Linked DNA regions of Mus musculus: region 1 is linked to region 2. A link is a contact called in ENCODE POLR2A ChIA-PET data. All regions are on one chromosome and are shown on one strand. The core of a region is the stretch at or near the end of the contact, and the rest is flanking DNA. Distances in the headings are between cores, read along the strand shown. Region 1 holds the start of Txnip (thioredoxin interacting protein). Region 2 holds the start of H2bc18 (H2B clustered histone 18).

Region 1 (4,949 bases), core at 186-2,685, 290 kb before region 2:
CGTCCATCAGGAATGAACATGCAGGAAACTTTCTTCTCCTTTTTGGCAGACACTGGTGCCTGTGTAAAAGGAAATAATGTTTTGAGATATTTCAACCCCCATGCATCTAATTTATTATCCCTGACCAAGAAGAATTTTAAAACCTTTTTAAAAACAAAAACAAAAAATCCTCACCATTAGGTCAGGGGTATTGACATCCACTAGATCCATCACTTCGAAGTTTTTCTTTGCCTCTTGAGTTGGCTGGCTGGGGCGATCGAGAAAAGCCTTCACCCAGTAGTCTACGCAACCATATTTTCCTTTAAAGGATGTTCCCAGGGGCCTGTGTCAAAACAATGAACCAAAATTAAGGCTAAGAACTGTAAGAGATCAATGGAGGGGGAAGACTTAGAAATAAGAGTGCAAGGTGCACACGGTGGATGCCTACCCTTGAGGAAGCTCGAAGCCGAACTTGTACTCATATTTGTTTCCAGGCCTCATGATCACCATCTCGTTCTCACCTGCTGGGAAACAAAGACAAGGGGCCATTAGGCTTCTTGTTACATTTTGAAAGCGTCAATGAGGAGTGCCTGGGCAGTAGACTACCTTACTTCACTTCCACTTTCATCTCTTACACTATGGAAGAAAAGATCCCAGAGCACTTTCTTGGACAGAAAGTTGCGAAATCCACAAATACATTAATCTTTAAGTAGTAGCTAAGACAACACTTTCAGGAAACAGTACCTCAGAAAGTGTTCAAATCACTCTAGGGGGGTGAAGGGTAGTGAAAAACTTGCTAATTACAAAGTAAAAAAATATAGGGACCAACAGTTCAAACCATTCAAACGAACAACTCGAAACATTTAGTGGTGCCCTCCCCGACCCACAGACCTCCCAAGTCACCATCAGTCCTGCTGGGAGCAGTACCTGTAGGCTGCTCTTCTAGGAGAAGTGTGTCTTCATAGCGCAAGTAGTCCAAAGTCTGTTTGCACTGCTGAGACCCTTGCATCCACAGGACCTTGGCCACGCCGCAAGCCAGGATCCTGACGGCTTTGACTCGGGTAACTTCACACACTTCCACTATTACCCGTCCGGCCACCTTCTCCCCGCTGCCGTACACCTTCTCGGGGTCGTTGAAGACCACCTCAAAAGACTTGATCTTCTTGAACATCACCATGATTGAGCCGAGTGGGTTCAAGAAAAACGAAAGCCGGAGAGGAAAAAAATCTTTAAGAACCCTTCAAAGCAAACGAAGAGCTCGCCTCCGTAAAGTCAGGGCTTGAAAACCCAAACGAAAATGTAAAGAAAGCTTCAAACAAACCCTAACAACTTTTCCAAAAGGTGCCTGGAAGTTTCAGCCTGCCGGCTGTGCCAAAAGCTTTCAGGAGAAAAATAACAGCTGTCTTCCGCAACTGGAGAAACTCTGGAAACCCCGAGACCAGAGGAGGAGAGTGTCAAGCGGCTGCCGGAAACGGCTTATATAGCCGCCTGGCTTGGCGCTCCACGCGAGTGCTGGCCTGGAGGCTCGTGCAGCCCTCGTGCACAGTTCTCCCATTGGCTACTTGGCCCTTGTTTACCAGGCCTCCAACCAATCAGCGAGGCCGCCGGGGCGCGTGGACACGGTGTGCTCCTAGCGGGGAAAATGGTTGTTGTTCGGGTGCGCAGCCTTGCCAGCAGGAGGGGCGGGGCCCGGGGCGACGGGTGCCCTCCCTCCCCCCGGGAGGCTGGGACCCCGGGACCCTGAACCTCATCCAGGGGACTCCTCTTGGGAGCTGGGTTATTTGGGTGTGTGCTTTGTTTTTTTTTTCCCCCTTCTTTTTTTAGGTGAAAGAAAAATGTGCTTAGGAGAGGATTTCATGACTCGCCTGAGCCAGCGCAATTCATTTCGAGGTGACCATTTATTCCTGGCTCACAAGTTCGCAAGTCTTGTGAAAAACAATCCCATCGCACCGAGGATACTCCAGGATGGAGCGGAGGGCGAGAGTGCAGTCGTGTTAGTGAGAAAGAGCCCACCCGATATGCTCCTATTGCACTTCTATTGAAGAATAAAAGGCTGCGGTCTCTCCAGACGAGAACTTGTCAGATATTTTAAAGTCTGGCTTTCAGTCCTTTCTGGTGAATGCTCTGGTGGGTTCCCCTCATTTCCCCCTCATTTCATGCCCCTATGTGCTGCTACTGTTCCTCGCCCATTACATTCTATTCTGTTCTCTGGAGCGGAAGCAGTAAGGGAGTGTCCACATCCTGTTGCTTATCCCCTCATCTCTTCAGTGTACCTGTGAAGTTGGGGAACATTTTGTATATGTTCCCTTGTTCCTCACTGCAGCTTTGTGAGGTGTTTACTTTCACACTGATGGCTCCCCCGTCCTTGTTTCTCCAGGAAACAAGAGGTGGACAAACCAAAAAAATAAAATAAAAGAAAGAAAGAAAAAGGAAGAAAAAGAACCTCACTCCTTACTTTGTTTTCGAGTTCCTGTCATTCTTTTCCCCCCTCTGTCCTCTCTCCAAATTCACTAAATGAAATGCATGTCCCTAAGCCTGTTTCAATTTCACCGGCGCTGGAGCTGTGTTAGTTTCACTTAGTTATCTGGCAAACCTTGCTGAGAGATGCCTCAGGAGCTGACTAGAGAAATAACTCTTAAGTGTGCAAAGAAACTCTTGTGTGAAGGATTACCTGCAACCCCCTCCCCCTTCGCCCCCTACTCTATTCCCCACCCACCCACCCACTCCCACCCCCACCCCCACCCCGCGCCGGAGCCTTGTCATTGAGTCCTAAACTCCTTCCATATTTGGGCAGAATTATTAGGAGACTATCTATCTCCTTCCTTGCGCAGGAAAATAAAGATGATATAGCCCTGAGATTAAGATGGAGAAGTAAAAAGCGATTGCATGCCTGTTCACCGCTGTTCATAAACAACACCCCCAGCCCCCACCCCCGCGCGCCCTAACTGGGTTGACACCCTAAGGCTAACAAGTTACAACTGAACCTTAAGCAAGCACAGAGATGAACATCACACGGTTCAAAAACATATACACAACACCAAGGCCTAGGAACACCTTGATCCTTAGGGTGTGTTTGTTCCAGAAAGTTAACTAACTAGGCGTCAGGTGTTTTCCAACGATAAACAGTATTTATGAATACTGTAAGGGAGGTAGGTCGCTCACTAACTTCAGTTTCTCAGTGCCTGTAGCAGGCATCTGAGAAAACCTTAGCTTGATGGTATGAAATATCAAAATATACCGAAAGTTCATATATCGATGTTGTTAAATAGTGTGGTATGTAGCAACATAAGATTTAAAAATTTTGTAAGTATATGGCTGTTATTTTCTTCTACCACCTGTGTGCTTGCTGCAGGTGTCCGCCGATGCCTTAGAAGTGGAGTTAAGAGTTGTGAGCTGCCGTTTTTTGGTTCTGGGACTCGAACTCGTTTCCTCTGATACTATCAACCACCAAGCCATCTCTTCAGCCCCAGCTACATAAGACTTCAGGAGAACCAGAGAGATGGTGCCAGGCCTGCCAACCTGAGTTCAATAGCAGAACCCACACAGTAGCAAAAGAACCAACTCTGACCTCCCCTCTCCCCCTCCCCTCTCCTTCCCCTCTCCAGTAGTCACTCCAGAGACACCCAAAATAAAAAATTTAAATGTAAAAAAGTTCTTGTTTTTAAACCTTGAGGTCAGATGAAGGAGGGGAGGCTGCTAAGGGGTGAGAGGGTGCTGCCTTGGGCTGTCTCCTTGGAGGCAATGCTGATAGTTATTCGGTGTTGTCTATGGAGTATTGAATTCTTTAATTAAGGAAAAACCTGTGGACAGTTCTGTGTCCTGTCCCCTGCACGGCTATCGTTTCTTAATTTGCGGCGCTCAGCACAGACCACTTGTTTGTTCTGCGTTAGGCCAAAAATCTGTTTAACTCTGGCAGTGGCAGCTGCTTCCTGGGCCTATAGCCAAGGCTTGTTCTGAATTGGCTGCCTCCTGGAGTGGATTGTTTATAACCTTTCACCTGGTATTCTCATAGCAGTTTGTCCCTCTTCACTCTCTCTCTCTCTCACACACACACACACACACGCACACTCACACGCACATGCACATGTACGCACGTACCCATCTCAGTTCTTGGATGGAAGAAAAAAAAGTCTTATAAACAAAAACAGGGCAGAGGCTGTGGGTTCAGGGACAAGGACAGCTGTGCCCAGGGGGAGCAGAGGCTTGCAAGTTCAGTCTCAGCGCCAGTAGGAAGCCAGGAATGTTTGTCCTGTGTTTGTTTTACTCTAGACAACCGGGTGCCAAAGCTGGCAGTGCAGCCTTCACAGGAGGTGAAGCCAGGCCTGCAGGTCCTTATTCTCTCACCTCTGGCCCCCGCAGACAGTCAGAGCTAGGGATGCAAAACAGCTTGGTTTCTTAATCACTGTAAAATATGTCTTTTCCTTCATCTGCCTACTTCTTTCCTGTCTTTCCCTAAGAAGGTAGTTTAGGGGTGGGGGTTGTGAAATGAGTCTGTGGGATTTGAGACTACCCAGACTACTATACAGAGAAACCCTGTCTCGAAAAACCAAAAAAAAAGAATTCAAAGAGACTTTTTTTTTTTTTTGGACAAGGTTGCATGTGTCCCAGGCTGGCCCCAAACTTGCTATAATAGCCAAGGATGACCTCAAACCTGTTTTTTAAAAAAAAAAGACAGACAGGATTTGGGCTGGAGAGATGGCTCAGCAGTTAAGAGCTTCCAGAGGTCCTAAGTTCAATCCCCAGCAACCACATGGTGGTTCACAACCATCTATAGTGAGATCCGATGCCCTCTTCTGCCCCTGTCTCTGCTTCCACAGCACTGGAACTAAATGAGCAAGCCGGCCCTCTCCCAACTGAGGTTCATCAGCACACTTGTGCCAATGCTATTTTATTTGTAAAGTCAGCTACCTTCTCGTTTTAAACAGGATTTAAGGTTGGATTATTTCATTTAGTTCCCACAATAACCCAGT
Region 2 (4,493 bases), core at 50-2,549:
TGGCCCAGGACTGAAGGGGTCATGCCGTGTTTTGGAGATGCCAGTACCATGAGATGACCACCAAGAGCAGCAGCAGCAGCAGTGGAGTACAGGCATCTGGAGCCTAGAGGATGACGCGTGTGCTACAAAGGGCATGGCTGGAGAAGTGACCCAAGGCCTTGGAGGAGCCCAGAAGATCGTAAGTTGGATCCCAGACATTGGACGGTTGGAGATTGACTTTTGCTTTTGATTGTGACTGTGCCCTGATAGTTTCCCTCTTGAAGGAAGAAACTGTTTTAGTGGAGCCCACAGTTAAGAGACTTTTAATTGTAAAAAGACTTCGGATTTTAAAAGAGATGGATATTTTAAAGAGATTGAAATTTTAAGAATATGTAAAGACTGTGGGACTTTTAAAGTTATTTAGACCTTGGGGATGAATAAGAATGTAAGGGTTGAGGCTTACTAGTGATGTGTTTGTGTGTCAAGTTGACAAGGGGTCAATTGTACTGGCTAGTTTTGTGTCAACTTGACACAGCTGGGGTTATCACAGAGAAAGGAGCTTCAGTTGAGGAAATGCCTCCATGAGATTCAACTCTAAGGCATTTTCTCAATTAGTGATCAAGGGGGAAAGGCCCCTTGTGGGTGGGACCATCTCTGGGCTGGTAGTCTTGGGTTATATAAGAGAGCAGGCTGAGCAAGCCAAGACACCGCCCAACACTTTGAAACGCTCGATGTTGCACCAGAGCGCTGCAGGGTAACAGACTCATCATGGCTTAACCTTACCTGCTAGATCAGACCCTTAGTGCTTACAGTCTTTTTTTGAGAACTAAAGTGGCTCTGAAAAGAGCCTTTTGGGTAAAGCCGATCAATCACGTCTCTGCTGCACTTCACTTGGAGCTGGTGTACTTGGTGACGGCCTTGGTGCCTTCCGACACAGCGTGTTTAGCCAACTCTCCCGGCAGCAGCAGACGCACGGCTGTCTGGATCTCCCGGGAAGTGATGGTCGAGCGCTTGTTGTAATGCGCCAGACGGGAAGCCTCACCTGCGATGCGCTCGAAGATATCGTTCACGAAGGAATTCATGATTCCCATAGCCTTAGATGAGATGCCCGTGTCGGGGTGCACTTGCTTCAGGACCTTGTACACGTAAACAGAATAGCTCTCCTTGCGGCTGCGCTTGCGCTTCTTGCCATCTTTCTTCTGCACTTTCGTGACAGCTTTCTTAGAGCCCTTCTTTGGGGCAGGAGCAGACTTCGCTGGATCCGGCATTTTCCTCCGCGTCTAAAGATGCAACGTAAGGTAGACCGGGCAACTACGAACTGTTTCAGCGCGGCTTGCTATGCGGTACTTATAGAGCTTGTATGCAAATGAGGTTTCACACGGTATTCCATTTTTATTGGTTGATTTACAGCAGAGTCAGCGTCAAGGAGGCGGAGCCTACTCAAACCGATTCTGGTTGCGAGCCTTGGTGGTGCTTAGAGGAAATTCTTTCTAGCCAATCGCAGCCTTCCATTTCATGCTAGCCTGTTATTGAGAGCGGCAGTTTTGCCTCAGCTGTTCTTTATGTTCCCTTCGCTTACAGATCCTTAAAACACCAGGTTGAAATAAGTTAACTATCGCTCTTAGGTATCACGCTTGGAATTTTGGGGCTATTTTTCAGGTTCACAGTTCTGAGACCCTAATTAGAACTCCTTTTTTGGACTGGCCCATATTTGAGTAGTGAGCTCAAGACCAGCTCTAAATGGAATAAACCTGGGATAAGGAATGTGATTACTGGTAACTGTTAGGCCTGACACACTTGAGGGCGTATTTGAAACACTGAAAATCAATTTGCAAAGCTGACACAGCTACTTTCATCGACAACGTAGGTGGCTCTGAAAAGAGCCTTTGTGGGGGATGGAAGGGAAACAGGGCGCTTAAGCGCGCTCCCCACGGATGCGGCGGGCCAACTGGATGTCCTTGGGCATGATGGTGACGCGTTTGGCGTGGATGGCGCACAGGTTGGTGTCCTCGAACAGCCCCACCAGGTAGGCCTCGCTCGCCTCCTGCAGCGCCATGACGGCCGAGCTCTGGAAGCGCAGGTCCGTCTTGAAGTCCTGCGCGATCTCGCGCACCAGGCGCTGGAACGGCAGCTTGCGGATCAGCAGCTCGGTCGACTTCTGGTAGCGCCGGATCTCCCGCAGCGCCACGGTGCCGGGCCGGTAGCGGTGCGGCTTCTTCACGCCGCCCGTGGCCGGGGCGCTCTTGCGGGCGGCCTTGGTGGCCAGCTGCTTGCGCGGGGCCTTGCCGCCGGTGGACTTGCGGGCGGTCTGCTTCGTACGGGCCATATTTTTGCGACTTCGGCTTGCAGACGCCAAGTGGCCATACTTATAGACTTATCTTCGTCTTGATTGGGCCCAGAAAGCAGGAGTTTCTGGACTTGCAGTCTGATTGGGTAGAATTCGATCCTATTTGCTGAGTTTCAAGATGGTTACACTATTCCTTCTCTCCTGATACTTTTCCTTCCTGTATTTATGAACCGCAGAGGGTTTTAAAAAGATAGTGCTTTTCAGTTGATGTAACTTTCCTAAATGCAGTGTTTAAAGTGTTTCTCACGCAGTGTGCTCTTCTAACAGGTTTCTTTGGAAACAAACTTGCCCTTTTCATGTTCTGCGATTCACTTTGTAGCGAGTCACCAGATACTGTAGCTCTTCTCTGACAGTTAGCATTTATTTAACTTCAGGCTTTGTGCCCAGTGATTTGAACGCATTGTACCACGGCCGAAAGATGACAAAACGATGTATAGTGAAAGGAACCAAATGCAAACTTAAGTTTTACCTATTTCGAAACCCTACCAAAGCCGGTCTTACATTTACTGCACACTGACTATCGTTATGTATGGCGCTCCCGCCTTTCCTTCTGTCTAGAGTGCGTTCCTTCCACCTCCCTTCTACACTAACGGCCAATTAAGTCCTGCAGATGAAATGTTTATATAACAGAAGGATAAGACTAGAAGTATTAATACCGCCTTTCCAGTGGAGAACAGCTACTAAATAGTTAAACCTGTCATCTAGATGACAAGTCAAAATAACTTTCAAAGCAAATGAGCACTTATTTATTTGATTCTTTTTCCTTTTCTTTTCGAGACAGGGTTTCTCTGTGTAGCCCTGACTGTCTTGGACCTCACTCTGTAGACCAGGCCGGCCTCGAACTCAGAAATCCACCTGCCTCTGCTTCCCAAGTGCTGGGATTAAAGGCGTGGGCCACCACAGGATTTCTGTATGTAGCCTTGGGTTCCTGAAACTCCCATCTGTAGACCAGGCTGGCCTGTTTCTGCCTCCTGAGTGCTGAGATTAAAGGTGTGTGCTACTATGGCCTGGTTCAAAGTAAAGCTTTTAATAGCATGCCTGATTTTTTGGTAAAAAAGCATTGTATACCAACCTTCTTAAAATTCAAACCCAAAAGTAAAAATAGGCCCAAGATATTTAAAACTTTCCTAGAGCTGACAAAAATGTATTATCTTTTCGCTGAAATTCAAGTAAAATGAAATTGATTTTAAGGAGATTCCAAAATACTAAACACAGGTAGCAGTTTGGCAGTTTAATTAATTTAAGAATCCTTCAGGAGCAGAAGTAACCTCCAAAATATGGCACAAAAGTATCACTGATGGGAGCTGTTACCTTCCTGTGGTCATTTCTTAACAGCCGGCAATGCTTCCTATAAAAGTGGATCAGTAGGTAAAGCCTTGAAACACAGAAACATCTTCATATCGTACAATCAAACCATTCAGGGCTTCTCAAACGCTGCTGACCTTTCCCATTAGAAGGGGACCTGCCCTGTGGGGCTGGATGGTGCCCACACCAGGTATCGTGTTTCCTGGTAAGATTTTCTTTGTAATGTATGTACTGGAGCACAAAGCATGTGGTGTTTATTTAAATCAGAAAGAGATTCTCAAACTTCAGACTCTACTTCCCCCGTCTGAGATTTTTATTTCTGTCCTCATCAGTGTTTAGGTAATAATAAGTGAAAAATTCCAGAAAAGAAGTCAGGAGTCTTATTTTACATTGTAAGTCTATCCTCTCATGGCCTCTCACCCCGGACATAAATCATCCCCTTGCCCAGCGTATCCTTGCTACCCATGACTTATTTACTTAGTAGCAGCCTCCATTCAAAACACCTGCCAAGGCTTATGTTCAGGTAACCTTGATCTTATGCAATAAGGGCTCCAAAGTGCAAACAAATTTCACTAAAGGTGATTATTATTGTCTACTTTACTATAGTTTTGACCTATTTATTGAGCCAAATTCATAAGTTAAAATTTACCATACACATTTACACATATACTAAAGGAAACATACAGTGCTGTATATGTTTATGTAATGTACAGCATTGTCTGTATATTTAGCCATTGGCTGGGGATCTTGGACCACTTCCTCTAAGAGGAAGAGAAAGCGGCTGTATTCAGACACAGAGTCCAGGAGTTGTAGGGTTTATTTTAACAGACAGTAAGAAAGTCAAGAGTCTTCCTCTTGTCTA

What was found. ChIA-PET counts read pairs that join two places held with the same protein, here RNA polymerase II (POLR2A).
Region 1: POLR2A ChIA-PET joins it to region 2 with 25 read pairs in Patski. The contact joins the promoter of Txnip here to the promoter of H2bc18 in region 2. POLR2A ChIA-PET finds 5 or more read pairs at or near these places in 3 of 5 experiments (Patski and embryonic stem cell).

What each region holds. Positions count from the first base shown.
Region 1 is chr3:96,554,443-96,559,391 of GRCm38, reverse strand. Txnip (thioredoxin interacting protein) reads right to left here and starts at 1,435. Exons shown (of 8, transcript NM_001009935.2): 1 at 907-1,435; 2 at 428-503; 3 at 175-322; 4 at 1-59. The coding sequence starts at 1,156. Gm15441 (predicted gene 15441) reads left to right here. Exons shown (of 4, transcript NR_040409.1): 3 at 995-2,106; 4 at 3,332-3,624.
Region 2 is chr3:96,266,506-96,270,998 of GRCm38, reverse strand. It overlaps H2bc18 (H2B clustered histone 18), which reads right to left and starts at 1,299. Exons shown (of 1, transcript NM_175666.3): 1 at 807-1,299. The coding sequence starts at 1,247. The coding sequence ends at 867. H3c13 (H3 clustered histone 13) reads right to left here and starts at 2,345. Exons shown (of 1, transcript NM_178215.2): 1 at 1,844-2,345. The coding sequence starts at 2,305. The coding sequence ends at 1,895.